2 separate regions of the Homo sapiens genome follow, and region 2 is linked to region 1. A link is a loop called in an ENCODE intact Hi-C map of the cell type or tissue named here. Cell type or tissue: psoas muscle. All regions are shown on one strand.

Evidence for each region. Peaks named below come from ENCODE experiments on the same cell type or tissue, not always from the same donor. Only the 100,000 strongest peaks of a DNase experiment are listed, where the experiment ranks them.
Region 2: a loop joins it to region 1, with 2.6 times the contacts of the local background. A loop is called at or near these places in 26 of 110 quality-filtered maps.

What each region holds. Positions count from the first base shown.
Region 1 is chrX:109,923,384-109,931,383 of GRCh38, reverse strand. No RefSeq gene overlaps it. Among named protein-coding and RNA genes, the nearest start is that of TMEM164, 76 kb to the left of the region's middle. In psoas muscle, no CTCF peak of the experiment used is centred here; a DNase peak (open chromatin) is centred at 3,558; H3K27ac peaks cover 3,407 bases.
Region 2 is chrX:109,988,849-109,996,848 of GRCh38, reverse strand. No RefSeq gene overlaps it. Among named protein-coding and RNA genes, the nearest start is that of TMEM164, 10 kb to the left of the region's middle. In psoas muscle, no CTCF peak of the experiment used is centred here; no DNase peak of the experiment used is centred here; H3K27ac peaks cover 782 bases; H3K27me3 peaks cover 1,358 bases.

The DNA of each region.
Region 1 (8,000 bases):
AGATGTCACTTTCTCAGAGAGGACTTCCCTGTCCACACTAGTTAAAATTGTAATCCCCTAACCACCCCAGTTCCTCTACCCTTCTTACTGTTTTATTTTTCTCCATAGCATTTACCACCTAATGTACTGTGTATTTTGCAGATTTTGTTTATTGTGTATTTCCTTTTTATAGAATGTAAGCTCCCTAAGGGCAGGTATTTTGGTCCAATTTGTTCACTGTTGTATCCCGATTGCCTAGAACAGTGCCTTACACATAGTAGCCCTTAATAAACATTGAAAAAAATGAATGAGTGAATGACCTATCAGTGGCTATAACAGGGAACTGACTTAGCTTAGGTGAGAAGAGGCGGGGCATGGCAGTGGAGTATGGCCATTATGCCAAAGGCCCTGCCATTTATGAGGAGGGGTAAAGAGGAGATAATGAAAGCATCTCTGGGGGAGGGGAAATAACCAAACACTCCTTTTTCATGCCCATTTGAGGTCTACAGGCAGTGAGGTGACATGATAACTCAGGACCAAATGTCTGTTGTGCCTCCTTCTCATGTCCTCCCATTCACATGCAGAGAAGCTGAATCAAGACTACCATTCAGGTTTCCTCAGGTCCTTCGGTCTACTCTCCTCCCTTGCCACCACACAGCTGCAGTCTTCAATGGCTGAAGGCAATGGGACCTGCCAAGCTGTCTGGGGTTCCCTGGTTGAGCCCCAGTGGGATACTGCTTTGGGATAGAATTTTGTTTTTGAGGACCCCCTGGTTACAGTCTCAGAAGAAAGAAGCAATTCCATGCATGTAGGGCCCAGCCAGTGTCAACCCTAGAATCATAGTCTTCTAAGTTATTGGGGTCTAGGAGACCTGGCTGAGATACTGGAGGGGGCATTGAAACACTTAGCAGGATCCAGACCTGGGAATGGATTTTAAAATTCACTGAGTATCTTTAAGTGGGGTCAGTGGTTGCAGGGTGTTGGTCAATGTAGTTGCAATTTTCAACATTAAAAAAATCAACGTGTGTGTGTATCTATATACACTTCATATGTATGTGTACATCTATATACACACACACATACATATGAAGTAATATATTAACTTATAATATAATATAATATAAATGGTATGTATGTTCTATATATAAATAGTGTGATAGTCTCCAAAGATGGCCACCATTAATAACTTGTTTCAGTATATATGTGTGCATGTCACTCCATTCATCAAGGAGTGAAATCTATTTTTCTCCTCTTGCATTTGATCTGGTCTCATGTCTTACTGTGCCGAGTGGAATATGGCTGAAGTAATGCTGTGCCAGTTCCAGGCCCAGATTTTAAAAGGCCTGGAGGCTTCCTCTTTCTCTCAGAGATAGCCAGCTACCAGAGAAGAAGTCTGACTACTCTGAGGCCACCATGATGTGAGGAAGCCCAAACCAGCCATTACAAAAAGGCCATGTGGAAGACAATCTAGGAACTCAGTAGACAGTGAGAACTGAGGTTTCAGACAGAGACCCCCAGTCAAGCCATCTTGATCATGCCCCAACTGTCTGAGCCATCCCAGCTGAGGCTCCGGACATCACAGACAAACCATTCAGACTGTGATGAGATTTCTGACTCACAGAATCATGAACAAATAAAATGGTTGCAGCTTTAACTTATTAAGTTTGGGGGTAGTTCTGTAACAATGGAAAAATGAAACAACAGAATGTGTGTAGTGAGAAATAGTTTAGAATAGTATCAAGGCTGTGAACCCTGGATGAATGTTACCTGGGTACCAGTTGCATGATCTTAGGCAAGTCACTAGATCTCTCTGTATTTCGTTTTCATTGCCTTTAAAACAGGGTTAATATTATCTCGAATCAGAGTGGTGATGATTAAGCAAGTTCATGCATATAAAGCCCTGTGAACTCTGCCTGGTATATAATAAGTGCTATGTGAGTGTTAGGTATCATTGTGATGATGATGATGATGTATAATTTGCATTTTGGGTCAATCACATTTTCATTTCATTCACATTTACTCTCTTCTATCCCTGGGACTCCCAAGGAACAAAAAGGAACCAAGTAGAAAAAATAAAATTATTGCCTCCCCAGATACCAACCCTAGCACCTTTGTGCATACTATGCACTCAGAAGTTTCAGATTTAATTAAACACCCCAAATCACTTCTGGCTGACATAGGAAAGAACTAGAGGATTGCCCCACCTCCACCCAATTTTCCTCTGTATTTCCATTTTGCGTAGGCAAATGTTCAAGTGTGCATTCTTCAAGCACATATCCACAGGGTGTCGTGGGAGCAGGGAAAAAAGACAGCTCAGAAACTCACTGGAAGGCAGGGGAGGCCAGCTTAGAGAAAAGCATTACCCACAGATAATCCGCAAAGTGGATAAGTCACGGGAGGAATCAAGGGCTGACTTTAGTAAATTATTACCTTCCAAATACTCCTAGCGGCCTGAAAAGTTCATGCAGTCTCTCCAAGTTCCTACCTCTGCTGGAGAGGAATAGTGTAGGCCCTGGGAGGATTGGCTTCAATATAAAATAAAGTAGATAATAAGTATTTCCACCCTTCTTGTCACTCTCATGGCAACGCAAGCTGCCAAGGCTGAGGGGAGGTGGGTGTTGAGTCTTCATCTGACTAATCTGTAAATCAGCATGATGCAGCCTGTGTCTAGGTAGTAGGAGGCAACTTGGAGGAAAGAGCTAGGCCCCTGAACAATGGTGTGCAAATGGAGGTTGGGAAGCTCTTGGAGAGGCACAGGGGACACAGCCTGTGCTGGAAGTCAGTAAGAGGGGGAAGAGTCAGAGTAAAATATGAAGGTAGACAAAGTCCTTCCCCTGCCTTTCATGATCCCTCCTATCACCTGCCTCTACTTCCCTCATTTTCTTTTATTTTTATTTCTATTTTATTTTTGAGACAGGGTCTCACTGTGTCTCCCAGATAGAGTGCAGTGGTGTGATCATGGCTCACTGTAGCCTCAACCTCCCCCAGCTTAGGTGATCCTTTAACCTCAGCCTTCTAAGTAGCTAGGACTAAAGGTGTGTGCCACCATGCCCAGCTAATTTTTTGTATTTTTTGTAGAGATGGGGGTTTCACCATACTGCCCAGGCTGGCCTTGAACTCCTGAGCTCAAGCAATCCTCCCATCTTGGCCTCCCAGAGTGCTAGGATTACAGAAAAGTGAGCTACTGTGCCCAGTAAACTTCCCTCATTTTCTCCTCTGCCTCCCCTCTTGCCATGTGGGATGTCCTGTGAGCAGTGGAAGCAAAGGAACCAGGAGAGTCCTGGAATCCATCTGGTGTCTGGAGAAGCAGGGCTGGGAACAGTGGATAAGCTAGTTTTGGCGGTTCCCTGGTGTTGGGAGAGTCTTGCTTGCCTGAGGTTTACATGGAACACTTAGGGCCCCAGGCTGCTGGGGAGGGGTTGTAGCTAATAAATGCTAGGTTTCTGGGGTGGGAATGGTGAAGCACCAGTGTAGAGTGTGCTGGAAATGGAAAAAATTAAAATAAAAAAGCCCTCTCCCTGGGGAGCTACCAATTGCAGTGTTGCTTTGCTCTCTGTGCATTCCAACAGGGCCACTGTCTGCCCGGCACATGATGTTGCGAGGAGCAAAAATAGCCTCTGGTAACTGCAGGAGGATCTGTTTATAGAGTTCCGGCCTTCACACCACCTGTGAGTTATACCCAACCAAGCAATCCTTTCTAAAGAACAAATTCATTCTTTCTCTGAAGGGCCCACTGGCCACAAAAGGCTGATGCTCTTCTGTACTTCTCTCTCCTTTGGAGCAATGCCTTCTATCCCTCACCTATCCACAGGACCCCAGTGCTGGCCACCAGGCCTTGCCCTTCCTGGGTGTGCTGTCAGGCTCTGAGCCCTTCTCTGTGGCTTCCCCTCAGCAAACTTACTTGTCCTGTGTCCTTACTTGTTCTCTGCCTCTCTCCTTTGCTGGAGACTAGAGAAGTAACCTGAGCCAGTGTCAGCAGTCCCAATGCTTTTTGAGATGCTGCTAAAGTAGACCCTTTCCCCTCATGTTCCCAGGAACTAGCATCACAGGATAATGGTTTGCCTCTCCAAAGTAATATGTTTTCACTTTGAGAAGGGGAAGACTAAGCTCTTTAACCCAAGAAGTGACTGATAGTGTGAATTTCAGGCAGGCAGGTTACCAGGCCAGGGAGCTATTTTTGAGGCATGCGGGCTTTCTGTTGGCAACTTTTCCTACCGATCTGTGCTGGCAGCTACGAGCTCTGCCTATGCCTAAGACCAGCTTTGTCCCCTTAGAGTAGGGATGAGAGGCTCAAACACAGACATAGTGATTACAGGAGCCAGGTAGGCAACTGAAATCAGTCTAGTGGGTGTGGTGGGCTTCTCTCTGTGGCAAACTACAGAGCATATGCCCATCCAAATTATGAAATAGCTGCACAAAGGGAGATAACAAACTGCAACTGACAGCCTGCCTTACTGCTGGGCAGATAAGAGTAGATGGTGCGGCAGAGGTGAATCAGGGAGTGAATGCACATTCTGTTCGAACAGGGCAGCCACTACTCAGCTCCAGCCCAATGTTGCTGTGTGTCAGTCTGCATGCCTAGAGCCTCCAAGTTTTCAAGAGAAATCAAAAGAACTGATGCAGAATCTCCTTTGCTTTTTTATGCTGTCAATTAACTGAAAAATAATGTCCAAATATTAAGCATTCCAAGCAAAACGCATCTCCGAAATGCATTCAGCAGGCCACCTCTGTAGAAGGCATCAGAACATACATCCCCAGGCATTGAATCAGCCCAGAATATTTAAGCTTGGGCAACCTTTGGCCTGGCACTGGTTATGTTCATGAGCAGAAAAGAGAGAGAGGAGGGAAATTTACAACCAGAGACCATGTCTGTATCTGTTTTTGAAAATCTCACGAAATATATCTGGGTAAGGGTACTGAGTGGAAGACCCCTGAGATTTAGCCAGTAACTAAATCTAGTCACTGTTCAATTATCTGCGGAAGGATTGCCTACTTTACAGATTAGCCATGGAGATTTTGAAGCCTGAGCCCTTTTCTTCTGACACTCAAGTTATCCCTGAATGCTGCCAGTCATTTACGCACACTGGAATGGGCACAGAGAGTACCGACTGATGGGACTCACGGCCAAAGCACACAACAGTTAGGAAAGCCAATCTACAGTGAAGATAATTCCAGAATCTATCCCAGATTCCATGCTTTCATGATCTCTGGCATAACAAATAAAAAGGAATCCACTGCTGGCAATTAATTAATGGAAGTTGGAAATAATTTGCTTAGGAGTATCTATGCAAATTTTGTGTCTAAAGTCTTCTTGAGTGATCCATAAACACAAACAATATCCATGGGACAAAAATTCTTTCCTTTTTCCAATTTACTTCATTTCTTTTTTTATTCCTTTCATCTTCAAACAACTATTTATTGAATGCCTTCTGTCCACCAGGCACCATGCTGGTCACTGAGCATAGAGAGGTGAATAAGACAGCCACTTCCCCTGTCTTCTGGAACAAGTGCAGGTTTGGCCAGATGCAGAGAAGGGAATTCATGAAATACAGCCTGTGACACATGTCTGGGCCTACAGAAGTTTCTCAATCCATACCTGTGGAGATGTCACCATATTCATGCCATAGCACAGTATGATGCTATGTAAGAAAAAGTACATGGGCCTTGGAATCAAATATGCTTCCACTTGAATCCTGGTTTGCCATTGCTGCATGTGTGATCTTGGGCAAATTATCTATTGTATTTAGGCTTCAGTTTCCTCATCTGTTTAAAATGGGGATTGTAGAAGTACCTACTTTATAGGAGTATGTGCTTGGCAGAGGGATTGGCACATAGTCCTTGGAAAACAGAAGTTTCCTTTCTGTTATCCCTCATAACCTGAAAGTGATACTACTTGCCCTCCATTCAGAATAATGCGCTTCTGGGATATATTTTAGTGGTGAAAATGGGTAATGCTAATCCCCTCATTATTCTTAATTCCTCTTTGCAGTTTTTGTTTTTTATGCTGGCCCTGGTTGCATTTAGCAAAAGTTCAAGACTGCCCAAGAGTTCAGATGAAATTGGTAATCCAGACTCCTAAGCGGCCCACCACCTGCTGCAGTGGCACATGCTCATGCCTAATGCCCAATTCTCCCATGTCAAGATGTACAGTAAGTCCTCACTAACAGCCTCGATAGGTTCTTGGAAACTTTATGTGAAACAATGTATAATGAAACCAACTTAAGTTTCTATAGCATATTTGTGGTCACAAAACATTGCCAAACTTCTAAATAAAGACCAAAACACTTCTAGTGGTAAACCCTGAAATAAATGTGAGCTATATACACATTTAAGAAAGATTAATAAAAACAAGGTAATTATTTTTTTTTAAAAAAAGAATCCTGTTCAGTGGTGCGCTAGAGCCAACTTGTACCAGCTCACAAGAGCCCACTGGGCACATCTCTTCCCAACTCTGTTCATAAACATTCTGTTGATAGCTTGAAATTGGCCATGATGGGAATATTGGCAAACATTACAAATCAAGGCTTCCCCCACCTTACCAACCTAAAAGAGCTGGTTGATAAACATCTACCAGCATGCCACTGCCTGGGAGTAGACAGATCTCACTAGGTGATCTGGTCTATTCCCTGCTTCAGGGCTGGGACTGGGGTGAGCAAGGAGGTGCCTCGGCTGCAAATTTTAAGGAGGCATTTACTCTGAGACCATGCAAATGTAGGCTCAGCACACTACCCTGAGAGCTTGCCCTATCCTAGTCCCTGCACTGCCCTGCCCTGTTTCCATATGATTATGCATTCAATTCAATCAATTTTATTGATAATCTACTATTTACCAGGTCTTTCTCCAGAAACAAACAAAATCCCTGGCTTTTGGAAGCTTACATTTTAATTGGAAAGGCAGGAATAAACATGATAAATAATTAAACTTGTAGTATCTTAGATAGGGTCAAGGGCCAAGGCAAAATATAAAGCAGGGAAGGAGATATAGGAAATGTTTTGAGGTACTGGGGTTGGAGAAAGCCTCACCGAAAAGTTATCTTTGAGTAAAGGCTTAAGGGGGTTAAGCAAATTAACGCTAATGGGGGCCAGGCATAGTGGCTCATGCCTGTAATCCCAGCATTTGGGAGGCCGAAGGGGGCGGATCACTTGAGGTCAGGAGTTTGAGACCAGCCTGGTCAACATGGCGAAACCCAATCTCTACTAAAAATACAAAAATTAGCTGGGCGTGGTGGTACATACCTGTAATCCCAGCTACTCGGGAGGCTGAGGCAGGAGAATCTCTTGAACCCGGGAGGCAGAGGTTGCAGGGAGCCGAGATCACATCACTGCACTCCAGCGTGGGTGACAGAGTGAGACATTCCATCTCAAAAAAAAAAGCAAAAGACAAAAAACAAATTAACAGTAATGGTCACTAATGGTTTTCTTCCATAGTTTAAGTGCTCTCTAGGAAAAGAGAGTTCACCAGCTTCCATCATAGGCTTATGCATTGATCTATGTATGCATTCATCTAGTACCTATTGATTGAATGCCTGATGCCAGACATTGTATTTGCTGAAGATAAAATAATTCTAATACTTACTGTGTCATCACCATGCACTAGGTACTGTCCCAAGCATTTTTCCCACATTAACTCATTTACTCATCTTAACAACCCAAGGCAGTAAGTGCCATTATCGTCTCCATTTTATAGATAAGGGAATTGAGGCACAAGGGATATCAGGGATAGTCAAGGTATGCTACCTGTCCTCAAAAAGCTCTCAGTCTGACAGAATACAGATATATAAGAACTACAATGCAGAGCCTGATAGAAGGAAGGATAAGGCATTACGGGAACAAAGAAGGGCCCTATTGAGGGCCTTTGTTTTTTTTTTTCATTTTTTTTTGTTTTTGTTTTTGTTTTTCAGATGGGGTCTCACTCCCATTGCCCAGGATGGAGTGCGGTGGCATGATCACAGCTCACTCTAGCCTGCAATGAAAGATATTTTAAAAAGCAATTTGCTATCAAATTCATTGTAAGACTGTTGT
Region 2 (8,000 bases), 65 kb before region 1:
CAACAAGGAGAGTGAGAAGAATTCAGGCATAGTTCAACACCAAGTAAAGCCATCTATGGGGAGAAAGGTCAGCATGGCAGATACCCTAGAGACACTGACGGGAAGGGAAAAGAAGGAAGCCTCCTGGAATGCCAGCAATGCTCTGTGTCTTGATCTGGGTGACGTTACATGGATGTATACATATGTAAACCTACATAGCGTGCACACTTTAGAGTTGTACGTTTTACTGTATGTCAGTAATGCCTCAATTAAAAAAAAAAAGTTCAGAAAAGAGGGAAAACACCAGGAGCAGGAATTGCCAGGAACATGTTCATAGAGGAAGAGGCAACGTTTGATTGGGGATGTAATAAATCTAACCTACTGGATGTTAGCTCTGGCTCCAGCACTTTAGAGCAGGGGTCTCAAACCCCTGGACTACACACCCATACCAGTCTGTGGCCTGTTAGGAACTGGGCAGCACAGCAGGAGATGAGTGGTGGGCAAGCAAGCGAAACTTCTTCTGTATTTACAGTAGCTCCCCATCACTCACATTACTGCCTGAGATCCGCCTCCTGTCAAATCAGTGGCAGCATTAGATTCTCATAGGAGCATGAACCCTACTGTGAACTGTGCATGTGATGGATCTAGGTTGCGCACTCCTTATGAGAATCTAATGCCTGATGATCTGTCACTGTCTCCCATCACCTCCAGATGGGACCATCCAGTTGCAGGAAAACAAGCTCAGGGCTCTCACTGATTCTATATTATGGTGAGTTGTATAAACTGTTTCATTATCTATTACAGTGTAATAATAATAGAAATAAAGTGCACAATAAATGTAACCCTCTTGAAACATACTGAAACCACGCCCCCTAACCCTGCTCCCCCACAACCAGTCCTTGGAAAAATTGTCTTCCACAAAACCAGTCCCTGGTGCCAAAAACGTTGGGGACTGCTGTTTTAGAGTCATTTGGCCAGTTTTTTAAAAATACTGATTTTGGGGGCCCCACTCCAGACCAATACAATCAGAAGCTTTGGTAGTAGACCCTTAGTATGAATTTTTTTTTTTTTTTTTGAGACAGAGTCTCGCTCTGTCACCCAGGCTGGAGTGCAGTGGCATGATCTTGGCTCACTGCAACCTCCACCTCCTGGGTTCAAGCGATTCTCCTGCCTCAGCCTCCTGAGTAGCTGGGATTACAGGCACCCACCACTACACCCGGCTGATTTTTGTATTTTCTAGTAGAGAAGGGGTTTCACCATGTTAGGCTGGTCTTGAACTCCTAACCTCAGGTGATCTGCCCGCCTCAGCCTCCCAAAGTGTTGGGATTACAGGCATGAGCCACCACGCCCAGCCAGTATGGATATTTTTTTTTAAACTAAGATTGGGAACTACCATGGGTCTAGTCAATAAAGCAAGAAAATCTAACTAAGGGTGAGCAAACACCATTAAATGGTTGAGTGCTTTGCATACAGTATCTCATTTAAGCCTTATGACAAACAGCCTGGAACAATAGGTACTATTGTTTTAATCCCCATTTTATGGATGTGAAAATGTATGCTTAAGTCATACTGCTTGTATGTGCCAAAGCTGGGATTTTATCCCAGATCTGCTAGCTCCAAAGCCAGTAACCCGAACCCATACACAATACTGCTCTTGGTAGATGAGCTGACTGTCCATTAAGACATCACTGCTTTCAATTTCTTTCTTTCTTTCTTTTTTATTTATTTACTTATTTATTTATTTATCAGACAGGGTCTGGGTCTGTCTCCCAGGCAATCTCAGCTCACTGCAACCTCCACCTTCCTGGCTCAAGCCATCCTCCCAAGTAGCTGGGACTACAGGCTTGTGCCACCAAGCCCAGCTAATTTTTGTACTTTTTTTTTTAATAGAGATGGGGTTTCACCATGTTGCCCAGGCTGGTCTTGAACTCCTGAGCTCACACCCACTTGCCTTGGCCTCCCACAGTGCTGGGATTACAGGTGTGAGCCACTGTGCTTGGCCTAATTTATTTCTCTTTTTTCTTGAGGTTTAATTTACATACACTAAGATGCATTATTAGTTTTAAGTGTACAGCTCCATGAGTTTGACAAATGTATACACCACTGTAATCACCACCCAGATCTTCATGCCCACCTCCCTGTCAATCCCTACCCCCAGAGGTAACCATTGTTCTGATTTTTATCACCATAGATTCACTTTGCTTACTCTTGAATGCCATATAAATGGAATTGTGCAGCATTTAATTCATTGTGTCTGGCTTATTTTGCTCAGCATTCTGTCTGTGAGGCTCATCAGATCACTTCTTATGTCAGGAAATGAATGCTAAGAATGTAGAAGATGCTAAACCAATCAGACTCAGGACAAAGCTCAGGTCTTTAATTGCAGAGCTGGGAACCGCTGTTGCCAAGAAGCCCTTCTCCACCCCTGGCACCATAACTCCAGTGGTGATCCCACAGCTGATATTAACAATGGGGTCCCCATAGCGTATGTCTACAGAATTGTTCAAGACACTTGGAATACATCAACCTCACACAATCTGGGAAGCAACAGAACCCAGCTTCCTGGAATAAGAGGAAAGTGTGTGCTGCAGTAAGTTCAGCCTCTAGACTCCAGGAGCATGGGAAGCATTCTGATCCTCCCAGTTTCAGAATGATCCCAAAGAACATGATTAATACTTGGCAGGTGAGGGGTGTGAGTGGCGGGGAGGGCACTCCTGGTGCAACCCTACTTTGTGAAAGTTCAGTAAAGTCCTCATACTCCCCTGTACTCCCCATCAGAACTGAGCCCAGAATGCCATGGCTGACCCCAAAATAACACAAACTGGACACAGCTGCTCTCCTTTTCCTTGCTATTTTATTTTTAAATTTAATTTAATTTAATTTATTTTATTTATTTATTCATTTTTTGAGATGGAGTCTCACACTGTCGCCCAGGCTGCAGTGCAGTGGTTTGATCCTGGCTCATTGCAACCTCTGCCTCCTGCGTTCAAGTGATTCTCCTGTCCCAGCCTACCAAGTAGCTGGGATTACAGGAGCCTGCCACCAGCCCTGGCTAATTTTTGTATTTTTAGTAGAGATGAGGTTTCACCATGTTGGCCAGGATAGTCTCGATCTCCTGACCTGGTGATCTGCCCACCTCAGCCTCCGAAAGTACTGGGATTACAGGCATGAGCCACTGCGCCCAGCCTGCCAGCTATTTTATTTTTAAGGGCAATTCCAAATTTCTGAATTTTTCTAAGTCCATTGCTACATGCTAGCTCTTCTCCCCATAATAGAAACCATACAACCATTTTAGATGAGTCTAGTCATATAGATGCAGCTTTACTGTCTCTCTCCATTCAGAGTCTCCAGCATGAGGCAACAATAACTTGAGTTCCCCCACTGTGCAGAATTCTTTAATCAAGCTTTGATGGGTAGAGAATCACCATCCCTGCCTTTTATTTCTTGGTTTAATTGTATTTCCTTTCTATAACTCTGTCCTTCAACATTTGAACTTTATTTGTAAGTCTCCCATAGTCTCTAGATATCAAGCTAACTTTTCCATATGGTTCCCTAGTATCTGGTGGATTAGTTTTGTTTGACAGTTTACTTCATTGTTTGGATCTCCAACTTCTAACCTACTTGATCCCTCTATCAGCAATTTTCACTTGCTCCCCACTGTATCACTTGATAAGAGACCTGACCTAATGGTTAAAAAAACACTGTGCTAGGAGAAACAAACTAAGTTCTAACCTTGGGTCCTTGACTTGCTGTCTAACCCACTTCCTGCTTCGTTTTCCTCATATTTGGCAGAAAAATACACATCCCAAACTCTCCTTGCTTCACAAGGATATCCCCAGGACAAATAATATTGTATACATGAGTGCTCTTTGCAATATTGCCGATATATCAACTCAAAAGGTGATTGCTATCATTAAATCTTAATAAGACAGTAATGAGAAAAGCATGCTTTCACAGGGAAGCCATATATATATATATATACACACACACACACACATATGTGTATATGTGTACATATATGTACAATCAAGTACATAGTAAGAAAAAAACTTGAGTGACAGCACAAAAAAGTCTTTTTTTAAAGATATTGACATTATTAAACATTTAAACAGATATTGACATTATTAAACATTTACTTATAATCTAGAAAGCCCAAGCCAAGTTGAAACAAAGTTCAAGACTAACAAATTACTCCTCAGGCTTCCAAATTTAAACCTTCCCTTAATTCTATTAATTGACTATCATCGGATAAATGTTTTCTTGACTTGTAATCCTAAACTGCCACTTACCTTATCATAAAAAACTCAACTTGGCATTATTTGGCTATTTAAATCATGAAGGAGTCAGGCTGCAGTCTTTATTCCAGGGGTTCCAAGAAAGGTCTGTGGTTAAATGTCATGGTCTCAGGCAGAGCCAAAAACTTGCCGTGGCATACTGGGCAAGCCAGAGAACTCTTCAGGACTCAGGCTGCTGGCCTTGCCCTTGACACAGCCTGGAAAAACTTGGCTGGGTGGCAGTATCATGTAGTTGAAAGTACATGAGGGAAATGGTGACCAGAACACCTGGGTTGGATTTGACTAGCTTGAGCAAGTCACTCTTTGGGCCTCAGTTTTGTCTTTTAGAATATGAAAGGATTTCAGTCACTCACCTCTAAGTCCCCTTCCAGCTTTATTATATTTTTTCTTTGTTTATATTTTCTTTAATAAGAAGAGACAGGGTCTCACCATATTGACCAGGCTTTGCATACTCCAGGTCTCAAACTCCTGGCCTCACGCAATCCTCCTGCCTGGCCTCCCAAAGTGCTGGGATTACAAGTGTGAGCCACCGTGCCTTGCCCTTTCTAGCTTTAATATTCCTTTCAACTGGGAATGTTGATGTGAAAAACTGGCCTTACAAATTCAGGCTGTGCTTTAGAATCTTGGATTCCTTGCTCATTTTTCCTCCTTTCTGTCTAGGCCATGATACAGTAATGAAGGAATTGCTCCACTGAATCGAGACATAAACCTATTCATTCCAGGCTAAGCTAGTCACAGATGCATGGAAGATAGAAGACCCAGCATCTTCCTGAGGAAGACTCATTTCCAATGCCTGCATTTCTTCACATTCCCTTGTTGTTGTTGTTGTTGTTTTAATAAACATGTATTGAGTGCCACTGTCTGCTAGGTAATATGTACAAACAGGTATTTTATAGCTAAAATTTCACAGACAACATATATTTCAAGCATTAGGATGCATAAATGCAAATCCCTTGTTTTTGCAGAAGTTGGATGTTGCAAGAAATATTTTAAGTCCCTGAGGGTGAAATTTACATAAAGTAAATATCAAGTTTATTTCATGAATCAATATTTGAATAACAAAGTAAATGAACAGATTGGATCTGAAATCAGAGAGGTGCAGGTTCAAATCCTTGCCAATGATAAACTCTTGTAATCCGAGGCAAGTGACTTCACCTCTCAGAGCCTTTTTCCTCATATGTGATATGTTCTTTCATGTATCCACCTTGGAGGGTGGTTGTGAAAATCAGTGAAGTGCTTTGTGTGGAGACTAGCTAGTACCCTGTCTGGCAAGTAAGTCACTCAGTAATTGTTTGCTTTAGGGATATGCCCATTTTCAATTACAGATATTCATGTTTTAATACTAAGGCAGAAATCAAATCTACCCCAAGTGGGTTAAGTAGGCCAATTTTCTGTTGAATACCCTTTTACTTCTGTAGCCTCAGGTGCAACTGACATCCTGTCCTGCCACAACATAGCAGGAGTGTTATTAGAAACCACACACTTTCCTGCAGGGGAGGAAGAGGAAAAGAAAGAGAGAAACCCAAGCATCTGCTACATGTGTGATTGATTTTGAGATGCGGGCAAGCTGGCAGTTTGTAGTTGCTCTTTTCTTGAAGTGCAATGCTGTCAGGAATCAATATGCTGAAAGCAGTTTTGGAAAGCTAGCTGGGGAACCCCTGGAAAATTCTGAGAGCTATTGGCCACATCCATTCTAGATTTAGACAAGTCCCCTACCCTAACCTGGTACTATCTCTTCCATGTTACATGTGAAGATAAAGCTATCAACCTCATCGACAGGCCAAGAGCTTTGATCTTTGTTCCAGTGGTGCAGTCAGCTGGGGAAAGGAGATAGATTTCATCTGACTTGAGATGACTAAGTAGTATTGATAATCACATCCCCTCTTGAGGTGCATTAAAGGTTGTCCCTGGGTCAGGTGAATTTGCATCGCTTCTGAGAATTTTAAAAATAGAAAGGGGGTCTTGCTATGTTGCCCAGGCTGGTCTCAGACTGCTAGGCTCAAGCAATACTCCCACCTCAGCCTCCCGAGTAGTTGGGACTATGGGCATGTGCCACCATTCTGAGAATTCTTGAGGGGAGCATGGCAGTAGCGATCAGCTTCCAAATTTACACTTAGATCTCAATCTGTACCCATTATTAACAATGATAAGAATAGTAACGGGTATGATGGATTGAGTAGTTATGTGCTAAATTATCTTAACCATGGGGGGTGGAAACTGAGGCTTAGAGGGTAATTCGATTAAGGTGCCCCTAGTAATGAGTAGAAGGACAAATTTTCAACACAGATCTGTCTAAATGCAGCGCCTGACCAACTAAGCCCTATATGACTGTGACCCTTGCCCGGAATCTCATATGATCTGTGGCTTGTTCTTGCATGATAACCATCTAGGTCAGGAGGACCAATTTGTGGACAGGAGCACAGTCTCTACTGCTTGGAACTGGGGAGGAGAGAATCAAACAGGCCACAGGGGGTTTGAGCCCAGAACCTCAGTCTCATTGTCACAAGATTTGAATCATCTGAGCACTTGATTATACCTCATCCTACCATGAAAGATGGGTAGGCTTTTTACGTACTGCTTTAAATCAGGAAATGATTTAGGTCTTTCAAGGACTCATTTGGCATAGCTGGCATCTGCCTTCAAAACACTTGGGAATTGAATATCTTCAAAGCGGTTCTCTCTTGGATGGGGTTCTCAGATATTGATGGATTTGTTTCTAAGGAAACAGAGGCAAAAAGAACAGAAGAATAAGAGACAGGAGGCCCTATTTTGCCCTCAGATTGGCCCTTAGCATGCTAATTACATATATACACCAGGGGTTCCAAAAATGAACATTTTATACTCAGATTCTTAGTTTATCTCCATGCATCCAAGCCACTTTCCAGAGCCTCCCCCAGTTTGTGCTATTCTTTGTGGCAGAGCCTTAACTTCAGGGCCACTTCCTGCTGCCTTCCTCCATCTCTTCTCTTCATCAACCCTCCATCTGTTCTTTCCTCCAGATTTCATCCCCAGATGCCCTCCTTCCCCTGTGAGGGATACACAGCATGGTGTGCCTGTGACCCACACAGCTCGTGATATGCTATCAGTCCACAGTACAATTATAGATTCCATTCCTGTCTATATTTGATATTTTCTTTACTCTGGCTTAGAAGTGTTTGCAGGAACTCTATGTAGACAAAGATACAATTTGTCATTAAGGCAGGTGAATAATGAGCTGCAGTGGCTACATGAGACTCAGAGAGAAGCTTTCTGTTTTCTCCTTTGGAATGGGTAATTTTTTATAATAGCGCTAGACTTTTGTATTTTATTTTTTTCTTTTTTGTAGAGATGGAGTCTCATTTTGTTGCCCAGGCTAGATCTGTTTTGTTTGTTTGTTTTTTGAGACAAGGTCTCACTCTGTGACCTGGGCTGGAGTGCAGGGGTGCGATCATGTCTCACTGCAGCTTCAACCTTCTGGGCTCAAGCCATCCTCCTCCCTCAGCCTTCCAAGTAGCTGGTACTACAAGGGAGCACCACCACATCCATTCAGCTAATTTTTTTTTTTTTTTTTTTTTTTGTCAAGACAGGGTCTCATTATGTTGTCCAGGCTGACCTCAAACTCCTGGGCTTAAGCAATCCTCCTGCCTCAGCTTCCCAGAGTGCTGAGATTACAGGTGCAAGCCACTGCACCTAGCCTAGATCTTTATATATAGGACTTAGTGTGGAGCTTCTAAGGGAAAGAGATCA